Linked DNA regions of Homo sapiens: region 1 is linked to region 2. The links are chromatin loops, found by intact Hi-C in ENCODE. Cell type or tissue: Caco-2. All regions are shown on one strand. Links, peaks and the distances in the headings refer to the core of each region. The heading gives the core; the rest is flanking DNA. Region 1 overlaps ATP10B (ATPase phospholipid transporting 10B (putative)). Region 2 has its middle 14 kb from the start of LINC02159.

What was found. Hi-C counts contacts between places; a loop is a spot of excess contacts. Peaks named below come from ENCODE experiments on the same cell type or tissue, not always from the same donor. Only the 100,000 strongest peaks of a DNase experiment are listed, where the experiment ranks them.
Region 1: a loop joins it to region 2, with 5 times the contacts of the local background. A loop is called at or near these places in 2 of 110 quality-filtered maps.

Annotation. Positions count from the first base shown.
Region 1 is chr5:160,798,728-160,809,775 of GRCh38, reverse strand. All of the region lies in intron 1 of ATP10B (ATPase phospholipid transporting 10B (putative)), which reads left to right. Among named protein-coding and RNA genes, the nearest start is that of ATP10B, 48 kb to the left of the region's middle. In Caco-2, for the core only: a CTCF peak has its summit at 7,026; a DNase peak (open chromatin) is centred at 6,995.
Region 2 is chr5:160,919,558-160,930,605 of GRCh38, reverse strand. It overlaps a transcript of ATP10B not described here. Among named protein-coding and RNA genes, the nearest start is that of LINC02159, 14 kb to the left of the region's middle. RefSeq lists an enhancer at 1,455-1,956. In Caco-2, for the core only: no CTCF peak of the experiment used is centred there; DNase peaks (open chromatin) are centred at 6,065 and 6,515.

The DNA of each region.
Region 1 (11,048 bases), core at 5,783-8,282, 120 kb after region 2:
ACAGATAACATCACTGTTAAACTGTGCTAGAACAGGAAATAACACTTCCAATTCATATTTAAAATTAACATAATCTTGAAGTCAAAACCAGACAAGCACAGTAAGAGAGAAAAACTAAATTACAGCTAGACAGGAGGAATAAGTTTCAATATTCTATAGCACCGTAAGATGACTATTGTTAACAATAATATATTATACAGTTTCAAATAGCTAGAAAGAGGATATTGAATGTTCCCAACACATAGAAATGATAAATGTTTGAGATGATGGATATGCTGATTACCCTGATCTCATCACCATATGTATTGCATATGTATTGCAACATCACTATGCACACCAGAAATATATATAATTATTACGTGTCAAGTAGAAAAAAAATTTTTTTAAACTTGGTCATCTATCTTTCTAGTGGCCATAGATGGATAATATGAAATAAAATGATAACAAAAACCATCAGTTTAGAGCAGGGATCAGCAACTGCTACTCCCATGCCCATTTTGGCCAGCAGAGTCTGTTTTTAAATGGCCTACAGGCTAAGAATTTTTCTCTTATTTTTAAAGATTTGTTTAGAAGAAGTAAAACAAGCTACAGAGAACAACTAGTGCCTATAAAGCCTAAAATTTTTACTATGTAGCCTTCACAGTAAAAATTAACCCGAATTAGAGAAAAATTTTAAAATTAATCTAATACACTTGGTGTCCTTGTAAAAATGGGGAATTTGGATACAGAGACAGGAACACACGTAGAACACCATGTAAACATGAAAGCAGATATTGGGGTGATGCTTCCACAAGCCAAGGAATACTAGAGACTGCCAGCAAACCACCAGCAACCAGGGAAGAAGCATGGAACAGATGCTTCCTCACAGCCCCCAGAAGGAACCGATCCTACCATCACCTTGATTTCAGACTTCGAGCCTCCAGAACTGAGACAATAGATGTATTCTCTTTAAGTCACTTGTTTTGGGGCACTTTGTTATGGCAGCCCTAGAAAGTGAGCATACATTTCTTTATCAATAAGAAATGAGGCAGTGTATTAGAGAACAATGGAGGATCTGCCTAGATAAAATGGTAACAGAAAATCTTCCTGTAAATGGCTAATTTGGGTTGAATGGGAAGGATAAGAAAGATCCAGTCATACCAAGAGTTTGGGGCAGAACATTCCAGGGAGAGAGAATAATGTGGCCAATCCAGTTAAGGTAGGGAAAGGTTTATTTAAAACTGATTAAATGGAATGATAATTAGGAAGTGGAGGAGAGGTGATGATATAGATTCTTCAGCCTTTTGAAGGATAAATGATTAGCAAAAACAGAACACACAAAGTCAAATTTGTCCACAAAAGTTTTGAAGTCACCAAAGCCATGCTCATGGTATAGGATCCTCTGATAACTCTCAGAGACAACTTGCCATGCTCAAAGTATTGTCCTCATAGGGAATATGCTACAATCACCATTTCCGGGGATATCAGAATAATAAAATCGCAAATTCATTAGAAAGTTTCGAAGCCCCAATCTTTTCTCCAAAGTCTTCTTTTTTTCTTACACAAACACAATTTTATTGTCACACCTTAGAAGATTTACCATAATTCAACGCATTCTAATATTCAGTCCATATTTAAACTTCTCCACTTTTCCAAGTGTGTCTTTTACAGATTTTTTAATGGAATAAAGATCCAGTCAAGGTGTTCATATTGACTTTGAGTATGTTTCTTTAGAACTCTCTCCCGTCTGTTTTTTGACAATGGAGATTATTTTATTCAAGCTATTATAGTAGAGATAGCATTCATTAATGAGAAGCATCTCAAGTAAAAGACCAGGGGACTTGGGGCTTTTTAAAGGCAGGTACAAAAAGGAGTCATATTCACTGAGAAAGGTAGAAGTCAGCCATATGTAGGAACATGTGAGAGCAGGGTAGCCCATTGTAGTTGGTCAGTTCTAGAAACTTAGAAGCATAAAGAGATTTCTCTGCTATCGCTGCATTTTAGGGAATACAGCATTCAGATTAAATTCAACATTATCACATTTAAAAAGAATTCATCTAGAATATTATATATTGTATGATCAAATAGTTCTGTTTTTATCATATGGATACAGAGAGTGTTCAGTTATCCTAATGCTATTTATCACTATGGAGGTCCATCCTTCCTCCATCAGTTTCTCAATTTTCCATTCTATTTCATTGGACTGTTTGTCTACCCTTGAGTTAATACATTGTGTTTAATTATTATAGCTTTATAAAATCTGTTACACATGTGCTTAAAAAAAGTATCCAATTGTTGAGTGCTGAGTTATCAAAGTATTCTTTACAACATCTCTGATAAGGTATCCTCACTGTCTAAATATTCTCTGTGTGCTCAGCATCTCAAAGCACAGCCCATTCTCTTTCTCAGCTCTAACTTAAAAAGTCCATTTTGAATAGGTAATCTAGGCATATGGCACAATACTTAAAAGCCAAAAAAAATGGTTTACAGTGAAAATTAAGTTTCCCTCCTTCCTTGCCCCTCACCAAATAGTTTCCCTTACCAGAGACAATCACTCTTACCAGCAAACTTCATGCATTTATAAACATACATGTAAATTTTATTTTTGCAACACAATACGAGCAACTATAGATACATTTCTGCCCCTTGATTTCTCCCTTGTAATTTCCATATTGGTGGAACAGAACTGTTCATTCCTTTTTAACAGGTATATGTATCGTTTTCTACCATGGTTCTAATTTATTGCTAGATTCTCTCTTTACTGGGTTGAGCTGTGCATCTCTGTACTTTTTCTTCCCCGTTTGTCTTTTCTTTTCTTGAAAATGAGGCTAATTTCATTTGCACTCTGTTGACCTCCTACATGAAGGAAATTTCCCTACAGTAACTGGAGGGTGACAAAGTGCTCTGTTGCCATAAACATCTGCAAAAGATGGTGAATTCTAGAAGGCAGGATGGCATATTGGTCAAGAATACATATTTCCCAAGATTAAGTCTTTACTCTGCCATTTACAGATAAGTGACCTTGAATAAGTTACTCAAACTCTGTCCTCTCAATTACCTCAACTATAAAATGGGAATAAAAATAGCATCTGTGTAAATAGGGTTGTTGAGTGGATTAAAAACATATTAGTCAAACGCCTAGCACATGCTAAGAGTTCAGTCCATGTTAATCATTGTTGTTGTTCCTATCATCATTATCCCCCCCTTCCTTAGACAATAAAGATCATCTTCCCAAGACCTCTTCGCCAAAGTTCTGAAAGACAAACAGCGGTAAAAAGAAACCCCACTCTCAGCTTGCATTTTTGTTGTCTGAACCTTATTCCCTAGGTTCTGGGGGATAACCTTATGTGTGTGTTTTCTTATGAAGGAAAGATGGCAGGATCTGTCTGCCCTCCAAAACTCAGCCTGCTAGCTTGTTTTTCAGATGTTATGCTGATTGCCTGCTTACCTTGATCTGTGTCAGGAACACAGTTGACCTTTATCTGGGTCAGGGGAGTGTAATTGGACTGGCAACTCTCTTTACATGGAATCCCTCTGTGATGGTTAATTTTATGTATCAATTTGACTAGACTACAGGATGCCCAGGTATCCGGTTAAACATGATTTCTGGGTGTATCTGTGAGAGTGTTTCCAGAAGAGATTAACATTTGAACTGGTGGACAGAGTAAAGCAGATGGCTGTCCCCAGTGTGGGTGGGCTTTATACAATCTGTTGAGGACCAAAAGAGAACACAAAAGTGGAGGAAGGGAGAACTCACTCTCTCTGCCTGATGCCTTGAGCTAGGCCATGGGTCTCCTGCCCTTGGACTAGGATGTACATTATTGGTTCTGCTGGTTCTGAGGCCTTAGGGCTTGGAACCACTGGCTTTCCCCCATCTCCAGCTTGCAGATGACAGATTGCAGGACCTCTTGGCCTCCATCATTGTGTGAGCCGATTCCTTATAGTAAATATAAATATGCACACACATACATATCTTCTTGGTTCTGTTTCTCTGGAGAACCCTGACTAATACCCTCTCCACCCTAAATCTGGAGCCGGCTGCTCACACACATAAACAGCAGTCAAACACAGACAAGATAACAAGAGCCTCTGGGGCACTAGGGGCCACTGCCCACACCGTGTAAATGCTCTTAAGTGCCTCACATTTCACTGTACCTGGGGCCCTGGCAGGCAGGCGGCGAGACAGGTTTCTGGCTCTGGAGAATGTGGGTTAGTCTTGGTGGCCCTTCCAGGTGAGCGTGACCCAGTTAGTGTAGTAACCCAGAAATGTCCACATGCGTGTGCCAAACCTGAAATTAACAGCATTCTGGGCAGCTCTGGTTCAATTTCTAAAATGAGCAGACAGCTTAAAACCTCAGTGATGATCTAAATAGCTTCTTTAAGACACACTTAATTCAGATTTAACAAGACAATTAAATTTAACAAGATGTTGTTAAATACAAGTGATTGTTTAATGTGGATACGCTGAGGAGCTGCCATGCAGGAGACACACATTATTATTAATTACTGCTAAATTATTTTTGTCATCAGCACATAAATTTCAACATTTCTTATCAGATTAGTATACTTCATGTGCAGAATCCTAAAAATGATACATAAACAATGATATATAGTCTTTAAAGCTCTTCTTTCTCCAACAAGGAGAATAAAAGCAAACACATGTAATATATAGACACATACAATGTGCCAAGCACTATTCTAAACACGTCACAAATTTAGTTGACCCTTGAATAGCACAGGTTTGAGCTGCACGGGTCCATGTATGCACAGCTTTTTTTTGGCCAAATACAAATTGAAAATACAATATTTGAGGGAACCCATGTATCTGGAAGGCCATTTTTTGGTACACATAATTCTGCAATACTGACAGCAGGACTTTGGTATGAATGGATTTTGGTGGTGGGGGGTTACTGAAACCAATCTCTTGCATATATGCAGGGACAGCTGTAATCCAACTAGCCTTCACAATAACATCATGAGGTGCTACTGTTTTTTATTTCTATTTTATTTATAAGGAAAAGTGAGTCATAAGATGCACACATATCCCAAGGTCCAACAGTTGTGAAGTAATGGAACCAAGATTTGAACTCAAAATGACTGAATCTGGAGCTCACAGTCCCCACTGTGATCATACTCTCTGCAAGATGATTGCAAATTTGCAAATGTGTAGTTTTCAAACTCCAGTCTAGTTTGATACTAAAGGGACATGGGTCTTTGGATCTATATGAACCTGGGTTAGAATCCTAATTTACCAGCTATATGACTATGGGCTCATAAGCCTGTTTTCCCCCTCTGGAAAATGTCAGTACTCATCCATTCTCACATGTAAGATAATGCACGTGAAGATCCTAGCACAGGAGCTGACACATAGTATGAACTCAAGTTCATTTATTAGATATTTATAGAACACTCTCTATATTCCACCCCAGAAGTAGACACTGAGGAACAAATGATGAACAAAACAGTACAACATAGTTCATCTATTTATCACATACACACATATGAGTATACAATTGAGACCAGACAACTGCTGAGAAGGAGAAGTGCATACTACAATAAGACTGCAAAAAGGGGACTTTGACAAAGATGAAAAATGTTTCCTAAGGAAGTGATGACTACACAACACACAACCCTCATCCCTTATAGAAGTAGCTATTTGGCCAAATAGATCTGCTTATCTCTATGTATGGGTGCAAGGGTAGGACATTTGACTTAGTTTTGTTTTTGTTTTGTATTTTTGCACTGAATCTGCTCTGGAACACAGGAGGACATCAGGGCACAGTAACTCCAGTTCCAGTCAGGAACTGGAGTCAGAAATTTGATTTCTGCCTCCCCATGAATCCTACAGGGGCAACGTTGAAAAAAAAAATCTGTGTTGACCTCCTCTAGCATAGTCTCTGACATCTAAGAGGCACTCAATAAATACCAGTTAAATAAATAACAAATATAAATCATGGGGAAAAGATTCTGAGATTGCATAGCACCTCACATTATCCAGAGCTCTTTCTCAGTATTAATTAAGGAGAGTTTAGTGGTAGGACCACCAGGTTTAAATTATTCTACCAAGTACAAGCTATGTGACCTTGAACAAGTAACCTCTTTTTATTTATTTTATTTTTTTGAGATGGAGTCTTGCTCTGTCACCCAGGCTGGAGTACAGTGGTATGATCTTGGCTCACTGCAACCTCCACCTCCGGGGTTCCAATGATTCTCCTGCCTCAGGCTCCCAAGAAGCTGGGATTACAGGCATGCACCACCACGCCCGGCTAATTTTTGTATTTTTAGTAGGGACGGGGTTTCACCATGTTGGCCAAGCTGGTCTTGAACTCCTGACCTTGTGATCTGCCCTCCTCAGCCTCCCAAAGTGCTGGGATTACAGGTGTGAGCCGCCGTGCCTGGCCCAAGTAGCCTCTTCCTATGCCTCAGTTGATGCCTCTAAAAAGTAGGTTACAATGAAGCTTAAATCAAATAATGTGTAAAGCATTTAGCACAGTTCCTGGTACGTGATAATCTTCATGGCAATGTTAACTGGGGTAGTGGTCAACAGCAGTGATAGTGTGGTTTCTTAATCCATATAGCACAACCTAAACAGTTGATGACAACATCCTCCTTCAACAAAAAGGAAAAAAACTGAGGTTTAGAGATCTAAAGTTATATAGCTAGTCAAGCCCAGGTCAGCTGGTTCCAAGCCCACCATGCCAAGTGAGCCAACAGAAGCCTTTTGAACAGGAGCATGTCACGGAGAAAGCCCATGATAGCAAAAGTCTGCCCAGGGAGCATGTGCAGGAGAGTGAGTTCAGCTGGAAGTAACTCCTTCCTTCTGAGCAAGCAGCTGACAACCTTATGTTGTCCCCCAATTATCTCCCCTCCTGCCTTTTTCTGGAATGGGGATGGGGGATGAAGAATCGTGAAACTGAAGAGAAACCTCCCACTTGAGCTCAGCAAGAGAAAGATGAGAAGAAGCCAGACAAAAGCATCCCCACACACACTCTGATACTTTGAATCCTGACACAGCAGCGGTTGCAAGTCTGAAACCAAGCTGCCCCCTAATGTACAGTCTCCACATTCAGGAGGCTGAAGCCATTAGCAACTAACTTTAGGCTGGAAGAAATGGAAAAGAACTCAAGTGCCTTAAGCAGTAGGTATCAGGCTCTCCATGTGAACTTAGCAGTGTCCCTTACCATGCATTTTGAACTTGTCTAAGTCAGGGTTTCTCCCCTTCAGTTCTACTGATGTTTTGTTGGGGAGATGACTGGTGGGAAATGTTCTGTGCATTCACCATAGATGTTTAACAATATCGCAGGCATTGTCTCATCTAGATATCGGTAGACTTCCCCAGGTGCGACAACCAAAAATGCCTCTAGACATTGCCAAATGTCCTCTGGGGGACAAAATTGCTTCCAGTTGAGAACCACTGATATAGGTTGGCTTGAAAACAGGCAATGGTTTTAAGTTAGGCGTGTTCTTGATTTTTTCCTCAGGTAATGTCAGCTTACAAATTCTTTACAAATTGGGACAAATCAGGAAGCCCTTAGCCCATCCCGTTGACTACTGTGGAAGAAGGCAGTCATGAGGTGGTCATCTTCCTCAGCTTATGTTAGGCTTTTATGCCCCATCTATATTTTTAGGAAATTGTTTCTCCGCACCTAATGTGAACTGGTATTAACCATTTCCAGAGAGGCAATCTGAAGGGAAAAGTTGTCGCAGAAATCCCTTCAACGTCTCAACCAACACCTCTACAGACACAGCTGGAAGACTGCAGCAGATCAATGGGAACTCTACTATGCTGGCAAACGTTCATCTTGACCATCATGTTTGCTGCCTGCATCCGATAAATATTTCTTGGGAAGATCTTCTTTGCTAGGCATTATGCTAGATGAGGTGGGAGATGCTAAGATGAAGAAGGCATTGTTCCCACCTCCAGAGCTTCCCAATCTGTTTCGAAGAACCGTGTGGGAAGGATCACGTAAACCTCTTTTAACTAAGCTCAAAGCCTGAACTTGGAATCCAGGTTTCGATTCTGTCTCATTAACTGGTGAACTTGGGCTTGGCCTGTATATTGCTAGAGGTCCAGGTGAGTGGTTGAGCTCTTCCTAGGCATTGATTTGAGTTAGAACTCCTGTCGTCTTTACCTGGATACCTGATTTGGGGGAGAATGGGTTCAGAAGAACAAAGTAGTCATGCATTTAATACATTTTTATTAAGCACTGCTATGTTCAAGACTGTGCTACTCTGGATATAGGAATGATAAAGCATATTCAATCCATTCCCTCATGGAGTTTGCCCTCTAATTGGAAAGATAGACATTAGATGGAATTTGCACAAAATAAATATGTGATTGCCATTTTGTAGTAAGAGCTGCAAAGGAAAAATCAGACATCTCCCAGTCACTCAGCCTGGCTGTAGTCTGAGGCTGAAGGTGATAGGTGATACAAGGAGAGGCTAATGGAGCTGTTTACCTGGAGGACTTCGTGAGAGATGAGCATAAGTAAAGGCACTGCAGGATCAATAAGACAGAGTGGAACAATAAGTTGCAGAGAGGGACAGTATCTGCAGTATTTCTATAAAGTAGCGTCATTTTAGCCCCAGTAGGGTTTGTGTCTTTGGAAGCTTCGTGGACAGAGAATCAGTGTTCACAGAGGACCCTGGCAGCTGGAATGTTGGATGAATACATCGTTAGTGGATTCCTGGGCCACAGATATCAAGGAGGAGGCCAAAGTTGCATCAGTGTATGTGAAACTCCACAAAGAGCTCCTGAAAATAACTCTAGGAGATTTTGAGGGCTGGCAAGGATTCTACAGCATGTCAAAGGGACCAAGAGCCAGCAAACAGTACATTACAAACCTATTTAATAAGAAGCAAAAGAAAGACCTGGGTGGAAGGGCCCTGCAGGGCTTCAAATGAAAGGGAAATTTCAAAGCTTCCTGGAAGAGTAGGCCTATACCTCAGCCTTGAAGTATGGATGTTTTAAATGTGTTTCTTAAGCTGATGTCATTCTTCCCAAATCACAGCTAGAAAATACTTTCTGCTCAGACTCAGCAAACACTGAGAAGCAAAGGGGAATGGCCTATCTCTGTGGAATCCAGTGAAGAAAGAAACCAATTATATTAGCCAAATCCCATATAAGTGGAGACTATTAAACAAGATCCAAGATTCTCCCCTGGCAAGAATATACTGCCTATAATTTATCAGTCTGCAAATATTTATTCAGCATGCACTTTGTACAAAACACTGTAGTTAGAACTCCAGATTATAACCCTAACAATGGCTAACGTTAATGGATCAAATTCCACCTATACCACACTTTAGCTGTTTAACAAAGGACAAGTTTCTGACTTCTCTGCTTTTCAATGGTCACATTTGTAAACTCTTTGCACTTAGTAAATGCTACAGTAATTATTACTATTATCATTATGATTCTTGTAATCATCATTATAAGCCAGACAGTATTACAGGATTTCATTTAATTTTAATAAGATTGACATTTTTATTATTTCCATTTTATAGATGAGGAAACTGAGGCTTAGAGAGATTAAGCAACTAATCGAAGTTGTTTAGCTACTAAGTTGCAGAACCAGGATTTAAACCGAGGTGTGGACTCCAAGTTCATACTTTACTACCCTGAAATGACAGAATTATATAAAATAATGTATATGAAGTACCAGCCAAGATTATGACACTCAATAAATGACAGCCTTTCTTGCTGCTGCTTAGCTTCTGGTGATGGCCGGCTACCCTTGGTGTTCCTTAGCTTGCAGACTTGTAACTCCAATGGTGCCCATTTTCCTTCTTAAATGATATGAAGAATATGCAACATTTGGTTCAGTAACTGGCACTGAGTGCTCCAACTCAAAATTCCTTGTTACAACTGGTAAAGACTGAGGTTCAAATTCCTAATCAGGAAACTTTTCATCTTGAATGGATGAGAACTATGAGTGAATCCATCAATTTTAAGGAAGAAGGAAAATTATTTTCTCCAGAACTCTAATACGCTGAGAACTCTAAATGCTGCCAGGCTGCAGAAAGCTGTGCACTCCAGAACCTTCTAGCTTCTACCCTATTTCCCCATTTGGCCATTCTTCCTCCTAAGTTACCTGTTTTTCCCCAAGTGTCAGGTGCTAGCATTCATGAATGGCAAAATTCAGACTGTAAATGTTCATCTGAATCCAGTCATCCATTGATTTTTAAGTTCATACTGAAGTGGTGTTGAGAATTAGAAGAAACATGCTCTCTCGCCCTCAAATAAGCACTTTTCATACCAATGTCAGCAAAGCAAACATCAGCATTAATTAACAGTGACTTTGAACTGTGTAATGTTTTCCATTAGAACTGAAGAGGGCTAGAAGGAGGAGGACAAGGGACAACACATGGCGTCACCAGGTATCTGGGGAAAAGGGAACTAAATTTATAATGCAGAAGTAGACTGCTGCTTGCTTAAAAATAGAAGGGACATGTTTTGAAACCTCAAGTGGTTGATGGTGGAGACGGTTAAATCAGATGACTAATCTCCCAGTGTGCCACGTTGTCCCTGCTCAGAGGGCAGTTACATGGTGGAGGACACTGCAAATGGCACAGACATTGTAGCCTTGGAAAGATGTGGGGAAGTGTTCTGAGTCCGAGGACTTCTTTTTACTCATTTGAGACACATTTTTAAAACACAAACCTGAAAAAAAAAATCAGCTTTTGATACAGCCTATCACCCTGTGATGGATTTCCATTTCACTAACGATGAAACAGTCTTTTCATGGCTGGGCGTGGTGGCTTAGGCCTGTAATCCCAGTACTTTGGGAAGCCGGGCAGGTGGATCATCTGAGGTCAGGAGTTCAAGACCAGCCTGGCTAACATGGTGAAACCCCATCTCGAATAAAAGTACAAAAATTAGCTGGGCATGGTAGCACATCCCTGCAATCACAGCTACTTGGGAGGCTGAGGCACAAGAATTGCTTGAAACCCGGGAGGCAGAGGTTGCAGTGAGCTGAGATCATACCATTGGACTCCAGCCTGGGTGACAGAGTAAGCCTTTGCCTCAAAAAAAAAAAAAAAAAAAAAAAATAGAGAAAAAGTCTTTT
Region 2 (11,048 bases), core at 5,324-7,823:
ATATCTTTGAGGCCAAGGCTGTCTCCTCTGACAAAGCTCATTTGTGAGTTAAAGGGAGGAGGGAGATGCTGGAGTCAGCTGCAGAATTCCTGAGGGGAGGGTAGAAGAGTGAGTTGGAAACAATGTGAAATAGCTGGTCCCCAACTCAACTCGGGCTGGTAATAAAGAATTTAGATCTATTCTGAGGCAGTATTTCTCCAAGTACAGGTGCAAGACAATCCAAATCAGAATCGCCTCAAAGAATTTTTTTTTAATATGAATTCCTGGGCTCTCTCGGAATTGAGAATTGTGTGCAGAAATCTGTATTTTTCATATTCCAGATAAGACTTATGAATCCTAAAATCTGGCAATTTCTGGAAGAAAGTAATACTAACTTGCCAGGGTAGGGAAATAAAATCCCAAATCCTTAGATTTGGTACCTGAATAAGTGTTCTTTTTCAAGGATATTTAAGTCACCATTAAGATCACCTGTGGATTCAGTGGAACAGGTGTTAATGGGGGTGACAAATTGCTTTTTAATAACAGACACGCCGTACATTGCTAAACTTTCCTTGGTGATTTCCCTAACACTACACAGAGGAAAAACTGGAATTTCTTTACATCTTGTGAGAAAATTTCAAACTGTTGCTCAGGTTCTCTCTGCTGAGAATAAGGGTAGATGCTGCATCATCCTGAGGAAAGCTTGCGACCTTGAGGTACTGGTGCAACATGGCCAAATCTCTAGCACCAAAGACAGAGGCAACTTGGTTTGTATTGAAGCCATTTCATGCAGCAGCTAAGCAGAGACCCCATCTCCTGATACCTGGTCTTCATATTTCTACAGATTTTTAATCAAGCACCAGAAAACAGGTACTCTTCATTTTTTTCATAGCAGGGCCAAAGTCCCAAGTTCTGGCTCTAATTAACCCAGGTGCTCTCTCAAAATCAATTGTGTGGCCACAGCAGGGCTGGTGGAGACATGGGTTAGCCACCCACCAGCTAAGAGCAGCACACAGGTGGCCTCTCGGGTGCCTGAGCTAGTTAGGCCAGTCCTGCCAGAAGCCAAGGGAGGAGGGTGGAGATGCAGGGCTTGGAATAGGAGCCTAGAGTGGATAAGGAGGGTGGGGCTAAGCAGGTTTCTGCAGCAGGCCCAGAGAGGAGGAAATTGGGGTGGAGGAATTGTGTTCAGGCGTGTGACACTGAAGGCTGGGCTTCTATATGGGTGGGGACCACCTGCTCCAGCCACCCATGAGAAGGAGGTTCTCTGTCAGTCGCTCCCCTTTGATGGGATATCTGGGGGTGGTAGCAGCTCAGTCTTTCTCCCTAGTGTCCCACCAGAAAAAAAACACCCAAGGAGTGCCAACCCTCCCTGTCAGCTATGGAGTTTACACCAAGGAGGTAGGAGGTAAGTGTCTTGTTAGATCCTAAGGCTTGGGGGTGATTTTTCTTCTCAGTTCTCTCCACCAATTGCCAGCCTGGGGCAGGGATGCTACTTCAAAGGGAGCCTCTGAGGCTGTCCTTCACCTCAGTACTCTGGGTCCTGGGGCTACAAGCTGTTTTCACCCTCAGCCACCAGCAGCAACAGGATCCCAGGGACCCCCAATCCTCTATCTATTTGGGAAGCTCTTTGCCCAGGGCATACAGGTGACTGTGTTATGAGGGCTGTTGTAGATGATAATGGTGATAGCTCTATGTGGTCGTGGTTCCTTTCACATGCTGATGAGCAGAGCACCCTTGCAAGGAATCTCTACCTTAGCTACTGACTGCTTGGAAATGAGTTGCCTGTCTGGACAGTCTATAGCACATAGTCATTGGGCACTAGTTGTACTATTTCAAGGCCCCTTTCCAAAAGGTTACAAAATCACTATGCAAGAACTTGAAAGAAATGTGTGTGGGGAAGAGAGGGAGAGAGTTGGGATTTTTATGATGGTGCCTAATAAAAATCATAATGGTGAGAGCTTATTGAAGCCTTATGATTTGCAAAGCATGACTGGGAAGCACTTTATATATTATTACAAGCCCATGAGGCAGGTGTTATCTATCATTACTGATGAGGATGGTGAGACTCCGAGAAGTTAACTGAGCCAATGAGGGTTTACTGATCCCAGAACCCATGTGCTTGACTTCAGTCGATGAGGCCATATTTGACCAAGAGTCTTCCAGTTTCAAAGTGTACAGGGCTGGTGAGGAACTATTTGGGTTTGTAAATAGCCTTTCTCCAGGCAGAACAGAGGTGACGGCCCCAATCCCCAGTGACCATGCTCAATAACTAATTCAAAGCTTGGTTTCCTCTCAGACCTCAATGGCCCGCTCTTGTGGGGTTGGAGACTGTTAAGAGTCCCTGTCAAAAATATGTAACCCATGTGGCCTGTGCCATTAAGAATACAGGGACTGTGCAACTCAGAAGTGAAGCTAATTCTTGAAGCTCTAGAGCAGTCAATAAAAAAAGGGAAGGAAATGTGTTTGAGAAAGGAGAGCTGGACACCGAGCCAGTCTCACCTCCAAAGCATGGTTCACTGGACTCATGACTCTAAATCTGGCCCTCTCCCCACCCTCACCTCATATCAGGTCCACCAACCTATAGTGAGCCAGCAGCCCTGGCTGTTGCTCTGTTTCCTTCTCAGGACCTTGGCACTCTGTCTTCCCTCTGCCTGGAACACTTATTCCTTGGCTTTTCCCAATATTAGCTTCCTATTTTTAATCAGGTTTCGGCTCAAAGGCCATCTCTTCACAGAGAGCTTCCCAGATCACAGCATCTAAAATACTGCCCCCAATTCCTCTCCCTCACTGTGTTATTTTCATAATGCCTATCACAATCTGAAATTCTTGTCTTCCCATTTATTTTTTAACTCTCCCATTAGCACAAAAGTCCCATGAGTGTAGAGACCTTTCTTCTACCTCCTAGACACTACTGTGTCCGCTGGGCTTGGCAGAGTCTCTAATAATAGCAGGGGCTTGCCTAATGCTTGCTGAGTCAATGAGTAATCGAAGGGAACAGGAGATATCATGACCACCAGTTTACCTCTTTCTCATTCAACACCTCTGCTCAATCCACCTCAGGAAGATAAACATCTTGGTTTAAGAACAGAAGTAAAGAACACCTGGATTTTTAAGTGCTCAGGGACCAGCTGATTTCATTCTTGGGGTAAGATAAAAAGGCTAAATGGCATCACATGGATTTAGTCTCCTAAGAAACAGCAAGGTATGGTAAGACTGGCTCTGCTGACCAGTCTTCAAAAGCGACAGCATTTCTGACTCACCCCAGCTTGTCCTTCTAGATGCCAGGTATGGTATTGATCTTAAAGATGTGGGGGTACTTGTCATGCCAATACAATTTCAGAAAGCTGAAAGTGCACCCTTTTACCCTGCTTTATCAAGCCACCCACTTAAATTTCCAGTGCACTTTGCTCGCATATCTCTTTCTGTTTTGGGTGTCATTCATTTTTAAGATGGGAAGAGGCCTACATTTGGAATCAGGGGATCCAAGGTGTTTCTATGAGCTGTACTCTTCTCTGCAATTGTGGGCAAGTCACTTAGTGCCTGCATTTCTTATGTTGTTCCCTCTGTAAAATGGAATAATAACTACTGTTCTCTATAGCATGTGAGGTTGTTTTGAGATGCACAGGTAATGTGAGCCCTTTGCAAAGCACTTAGTGTGACAGTGATGTAGAAAACAGCACAATACAGCTCTTGCTCAAAAGCACACAGCTCCACAAGCAATGGGGAGCAGCGAATACACAGGAAGGTGTGTTTGATTTGGAGAATTTCACTTGCAGAAAATCCACAGTACCAAAAGAAATCTATCAGAGGAAGTGACTTCTAGGCAGGATTTCTTTTTCCAGGCAGCTACCTCAAGAATCAACTTACACGCTTTAATTAACACTCAGCCTATTTGCTTTGCAGAGAGAAGTATTTGAATCCAGCCTAGTGATGCTTCCTCCTTGGCAACCACACAGCGTTTGGCAGTATTTCACATGCTGGTGGTTTTTATGGGTCCCTTATTGCACTTACGTCTTCTTCATTGTAATGGGTGTTAAGCGTTTCTGGCGTCAGCCCCAGCCCTGTCTGTTTGATTTAAGAGACATCTGATTTTATATCTGATCCTCAGGTTGGCTCCTGTGATCCTGTTTTTAAGTCTCTCCTTATCTTGTTCTATTTCCCTGCGCTAGTCTTCATTTGCAGATTTTAGGAAATGCTTTTTTTGAAAGAATAAATTTTGAATTAGAAGCCAACTCAGAGCCCTAACAATTTTCTGGGAAGCTAGGGGCCCATAAGCAATGTTGTATTATGAAAAGAGAATTACATTAAGTTTCTGAAGACCCGGGCTTGAATCCTGGCGGTAATTACCAGGAATTCTTTTCCAACTTCTTGTGCCACGATAGAGATAATAGCAATATCAGCAGTGAACTTTTACTGAGAATTTACTAAGTCTTAAGAGTCTTCCTTGGATAATCTCATGTAGATTATCCAGTGCCTACTATCATGCCTACTATCTGTTTTTGGAAATTGAAAATGTGAGATTTAAAAGTTCCAAGGTCACCAGGTGGTAAGTGATAGAACCCAGATTAGAATGCAAACTGGTTGATTCAGAGCACGTGCTCTCATCCACCAGGTGCAATGCCTTCTACTGGGCTATATTACCTGGCAATCCTTATGGATACATCAGTTGACATTACCAGGCATCTGCTTTTCACAGGATGTTATCTGATGAGATGAGGCCTATGAAGGTACTTGGAAACTGTGCACTTTTATTCACCATTGTCCACTTGTCTTGTTTACCAAGATTTAGGAAGAATGTTCCAAAAGGACTCCTATTTTCCTAATTTCATGGCCTTTAAAGAAAATGACAGATATTTTCATAAAGAAGAAAAAAGATGCAACTTACCAAAGGAGAACATGAAATCAACTAACTCAGAGTACACATTGTTTACAAGGCTGAAACCAAACTGTTTTAAATTCTTTAACTTTTTAGGAGAATTTGCAGCTACTGTATCCCATGCGAGGAATTAATAACATAAGCATGATAGTCAAAATGTATTTACTACTTCGTATCTGCCACTGATAGAAGCATTTCTCTTATATGCAAGAGGCAATTTATCACAGTGACTAAGGGGTTGGATCATGGCTTACAGTGGCTGGCACTGCCAGTTGCTAGCTGTGTGACCTTGGGCAATTTTCCCAACCACTCTGTTTCAGTTTCCCCGTCTACAAACGGGGGTGATAATAAACTCATCCCCTAGGGTTATTGTCAGAGTTATACAAATCGATAGGTATGACGAGCTTAAATAGTGATAGGTCCATAATGAACTTCAAAAGTTTGCTGCTGCTGCTACTTTTCCCTCAACTCTTTTATGAGATAGGGACTATCATCCCCATCTTGTATAAGTGTAAGGAACTAATGAATAATAGGCAGGCCACATGGCCAGAATCAGGATTAGAACTTTGAACTCTTATAATCCACAGCCTTCCCTCTTCATTGTCATATTTTAGTAAACTTTCAAGGAAACATAAACTCCACTGGGAATTTAGTTTGACAGGAGTTTATACTCAAGATCCAATCTACTTTCTAGGTAATTATCGGTGTCCTGTCATCTTTAGCCTGGTAAGTGAAGTGTCTTGTTGCAAATGACTTAAGTTGTGTCTCTAGGATTTCACCAGATTGACCAGAACTTTCTCCTCTCTTCAGGATTCTCTCTGTGGGCAGGCAACCACACAAGCCTTGAGGTAATAAGTTTGCTTATTAAAAGCAATCAGTGGAGCTACTGTTCCCCAAGACAGAGCTCTGGACCTGGCCATTTTGAGGGCCTCTTTCAGCTCTGTGATAACATTTCCTTATGCTGGCTTAAATCTGTTGATATAAAATCTCTTGAATTAGAATGTTAGGATAAGTGACGAGAAGAAATTGTTTCAAGGGCTGTGCTGGGCTGGTCAAACACAATTACCATTTCTCGTGTCCTTAAGCCATGATAGCCAGTTGGATATTAGAGTTATTTTACTGGATCATTCTCCAACTAGGTGGGCCCTGGCTTCTGCTGCAATCCCAGCACACGATCACTGCACCATGACCCCGATAAAGCAGTCATCCTTCTGCTGTCTGCACCAAACACGCAAGGCTCTCAGGTGCTTCCCATGTAATAACAGTAGTTAATAATTAATACCTTTTATTGAGTATTTACTATGTGTAAGTTTACTTAATTAGTTCATGTAATTCTAACACAGCAACACTCTAAAGTAGATTCCAGTATTATCCTCATTATTTTAAGGAAGAGGAAACTGAAACTTAAGGAGCACACAAAGTTGGCCCAGGGGCACCCAGCTGAAGGTGGCAACACGGAGGCCTAACCCCAACCCTGTGTGATTAAACACATGCCCTTCAACTCTGTTCAGCTGCTCCAAACTCCTATTGCCTGAATGGGGCTCACAGAGGTAGTTTGATAACACATTACAGATTATCCTTGAAAAACCTGTTCTGCTGGCAAGGGATGGGGACAAACCTGCCTCACTTGTTTTCCTGAGTCCTTGCAGCCCTGGCCTAGCTGGTGGAGCCTGTTTGTTTTTCTTTTGCCTAATCTTATTCAGACATAGTTGAGCTGCTTAACTACTCAGCCTGGCTTTCCCAGACAACCCTTTCATCAAGGGAATGTCCCAATAGGTAAACATGAGGGCAGAGTGTTGGTCTCTCCAAGGCGCCTCAGCCCCATCCTTTTGAACACCAATCCTGTTGCATTTTTCCAATTTCTCTTTCCTTTCTTGTTCTCTGTTCAGTCTGGTTTAATAGTAAGTGGGACTTGATCACAGATCTTAAAGTATAGTTTCAGTGCTATAAGATAATTTCAGTAACTGGCTTCTTGGCTTGAGGACTAGCTTGTGTATCCTGTCATTTACAAACACAGACAAAACAGTGGTCCCATTGTGGCTGTACGTCAAGAAAATCCTGTTTGTTCCTCATAAGTGGTATTTATGCAAGCTGGCTGTTATCAGGAAGGTGCGTAAAGTCAGAAAAATCTAGTTAAAGCTTGGACATCATCCTCTTTAATGTCTGTGTGATCACGAATAAATGCATTTTCCACAGTTGCATAATACTGCATTTATTTTGGTCAGCTCTGCACACATTTATGATAACACTTTCACAGCGTCCTGGGCACCGTGCTGATTCCTATATGTATACCTTTTCACTTAACCTCCAACCTCGTGAGGTAAATACTGTCATCATCGTTTACAGATTAGAAAACTAAGGTTGGTAAGGTTAAGTGCCTATTAAATGGCAGAGCTGGGATTCAAAACCAGTTATTTAGATGTCAGAATCCATTCTCCAGGCCAATGTCATGTACTGGGGGATGATTTGATGTTAAATTCTTCCTCTTCCACCACAAGATCATGCACAAGTGTTTCTCGTGTGCACAGTCTCCTTTTGAAGCTAATACTGAGGACATGTTTTCAAGCCTTGTCAAGCTGCCCTGCTCTTCCTTGCTTGCCAGCCTTCCGATCGATGGCAAGCACAGCTTCTGTCTCATGCCCTGGCCACAGCTCATTTTCTCTTCTGCTCTGTCTATTCTCCACATCACAGAAAGACACTTCATCGATGAGTGTAAACTTTTTTCTTTACTAATAATTGAAAAGTCTTCCAAACAAATACTTGTGCTTACCTCTGAAAATAAAACCATCCTATTTCCTTCCTCTGCAGGGCAGAAAAGTCAGCAGATACTATTGCATTTCAGGACCCTCAGAGAAAAAGCAGGGGCTATATGTGGGGACAGCTGAATGGGCCTTGGACCAAGGGCTTGGAGGGGCCCCATTAGGATATAAGCCCGAGAGTGCAAGGATCTTCTCCATCTTGTGTGTCACTGTCCCCAGCACCCAGAGCAGCTTCCAAGTACATAGGAGCTGCTCAAAGATATATTCACTGAATCAGTATGTCAGCTTCTAAGACAAGTGTGTGTCTATTGCAGATTTGTTTTTCAGATTGGTTTTTGTTTGGTTTGCTTAGGAGTAAAAATAAGGGAGAAGGTTAAGTACTGGGTCATTGGAATTCTTTGTAGACACATTGTCTTCTATTGACATCTCAGTATTTCTCTGCCTACTTAGTCTGGGTAGTCACAGGTGAAAATTTGGCTGGGTGGTGACCATCTGAGTGTCCTCGGACCTGCCTTTTTGCCCACATCCTCCTCCATTCTTTACTTCCTTTTCAGTGAATCATCTGAAACTATAATATTTCTATTTACTGAGCACTAACAACGTGGCAGGCCCAGTGCTAAATACCTCCATATATTACTACATTTAATCTTCATAAGATATTCACCTCTACATTTTGCACATGAAGAAAACCAGTGCTTGGAGAGGTAAAAGTGACTTGCTACAAGACACTCAACCAGCTGGTGATAAACCCAGACCTCAGTGCCAGGTCTGTGGACTCCCAATCCTGAGCCCTTTCTCTGGTCTACACAGTGAATCTACCTCTTCCCTTCAGCTGAGTTCTGCTATGAAGACTTTCATATGAGTCAGATGCTGATCCTTCTCTGACTTTTCTCAAGCCAGACACCCACCCGCATGAAAATATGTCATTTTCTAGAAGGGACATTCCTTAATGTCACCTACTGTTAAATGCCTGGGGTTGTGTTCCCCATCTCTATCAGAGGACACAAAATCCTGTAAGAGGCCTAGGCCTTTATTCTTCTTTGCCATTCCATTAAGGATGAGAAAAGAGGAACTGCTTTGTGGTCTGAAAACAACTCTAGCACTTAGAAAAGGCTGCCTGCGGGTATAAGTCATGAGGCCCAAAAGGGAAGCCATCTTTGCTCTCCTGCGAGTGAAGGTAAAGGTCATTTGGGCACACAGCAGAGGGCCAAGGGAATGTCCTGTGTTTGAGTCCTTCATGTTCAACTTTCACATCTTGTGGCACAGCCAGGTACAGCCTTCACTGATAACTATAAGACATTGTCATTTCAATGGAACTTAGGTTTGTTTAAAAGGAAGACTACTTTAATGGGACAATGAGTATTTCTTATCACAAACAGAGAGTGACTATAAAATTAAACACAGAGCAACATGTATAAACTCTAGCCAGACATTGCGGAAAGCTCTGGTTCTGAGACCTGTAAAAGGAGAGTTGAGATTAACTAGCCCTATTTATTGAGTGCAAAGTTTCAGATTGGGAAGATAGTCATTCTGGAGATAGATGGTAGTGATGGTTGCACAACATTGTGAATGTGTTTAATGCCACAAACTGTACACTTAAAAATGTTTAAACTGGTAAAAGTTATATATATTTTACCACAATAAAAAAGAATGAGGCAGTTCTTTATGTACAATTATGAAACAATCTTTAAGATATATTAAGTAAAAAAAAAAAAAACAAAGTGCTGAATAGAAAGCTGCTATTTGTGGCTTTTTAAAGGTTATATACACATGTACATTTATGGTTGTATATGCAAGGATCCCTCTGAAAGAATGACAATATTTGATCCTGTAGAGGAAGAATGACAATATTTGATCCTGTAGAGGAAGAATGACAATATTTAATCCGATAGAGGACATGAGCTTCTAGTGTCTGGGACCATAGCGGGGAAGGTGGGGAGCGGGTGTCGTGTCTTTGTTCACTGCTTACTATTTGATTTGTGTTGCATGTATAATTCATTATAATTGATTAATAATAATTTATTAAACCTTTAAAAAGAGAGAAAAAAGACTAGCACCAAACTGAGACTGTATCCTTAAAACTGTGGTTCTCAACTTTGACTACGCCCTAGACTCCAACTGCTCAAAGTGAGGCCCCCTGACCAGCATTGACGTCACCTGGAAGCTTGTTATAAATGCAGAATCTCAAGTCCCACCAAGGTTTTTAGAATCAGAATCTCCATTTTTGCCAAGCTCTCCAAAGGGTTTGCATGACATTGAAGTGTGAGAAGCACTGCAGCGGGGACTAACTAAATCAGCATCTCTGAGGTGTGGCTTGAGCCTAGGAGTTTATGAAAGCTCACCAGGTGATTGTGAAGGGCAAGTGATGTTGCAAAACACTGACTTACGTATCTGGGAACATTGAAGTGGTTAAACAGGACCCATTTTGTTACTATGTGATTCAATTCTCAATGTAAGTTCCATGTGCTTCTTCAAAGATCCTTGCATGTCCCATGCTTGAGAGCGCTGCCCAGAATGACCATGTCAGAGCTCATGAATGCTGAGAACACGGAACATGCAATATTGAGATTCTTCTAAGCTTGGTGGGAAAGATGCTCTTATTTAATAGCTTTGAGCCCATTTCTTCCTAATATAAAATAAGTTTCACTCTACACCAAAACATGTACCTATTAAGCCCTTTTTTATCCAGCAATTGAGCAAAACATCAGAGTAATGGCAAAATCAGACTTTGGAGTTAGAAAGATGTCGATTCAAATTCTTCTTTGAGCAGCTTCTACATACCCCGTAGGGCTGTCATGAGATGGTGTCAGAGATGCTCGATCGACTGTAAGTGCTTGACCACTATTCAGTGTCCACTCTCCCTGCCATTGCCACCCACAGGTGTCCTGAGCCCCTCTCACTGCCACCTTCCCTTCACATTTGCTTATTTTGCTTTAAGCATCTCAGTACAGAGGACAATTTTCACATTGCAGCTGAAGCTCAGGAACTCGAGTTCTACCTCCCCTGTTTCTTGACAAACAGAAAAACTCTGCTGTCTCTTACCAAATTATCTGACACATTTCTAAAATATAACTGAAACCTCATTACATGGATGAACAGCTTTCCATTGGCTCATTCCTAGCTCTGATATTAATAGAATTGTTGCCAAGACATCGCAGTTGGCCTCAGAGGCAGTCAGGAAGGCGCCGTCGTTAGCGACCCGAGATGGCTGCCAAGTGTAAAGAGAGCTAGCGGAAGCTACTGGGATTTCTGCATGGGTAGATGCCACTGTAGAGTGGATTCCCTGGTTCCCTTCCATTGACATGACAGAGATCAGTCAGCAGAGAGGGGCTGGGTTTCTAATCAGAGAATAGATATCCTCCTTCCACAGCAATCAGAATCATCTTTTCAAAATACAAATCTGAACCTGTTTAAAACTCTGCTTAAAATCCTCT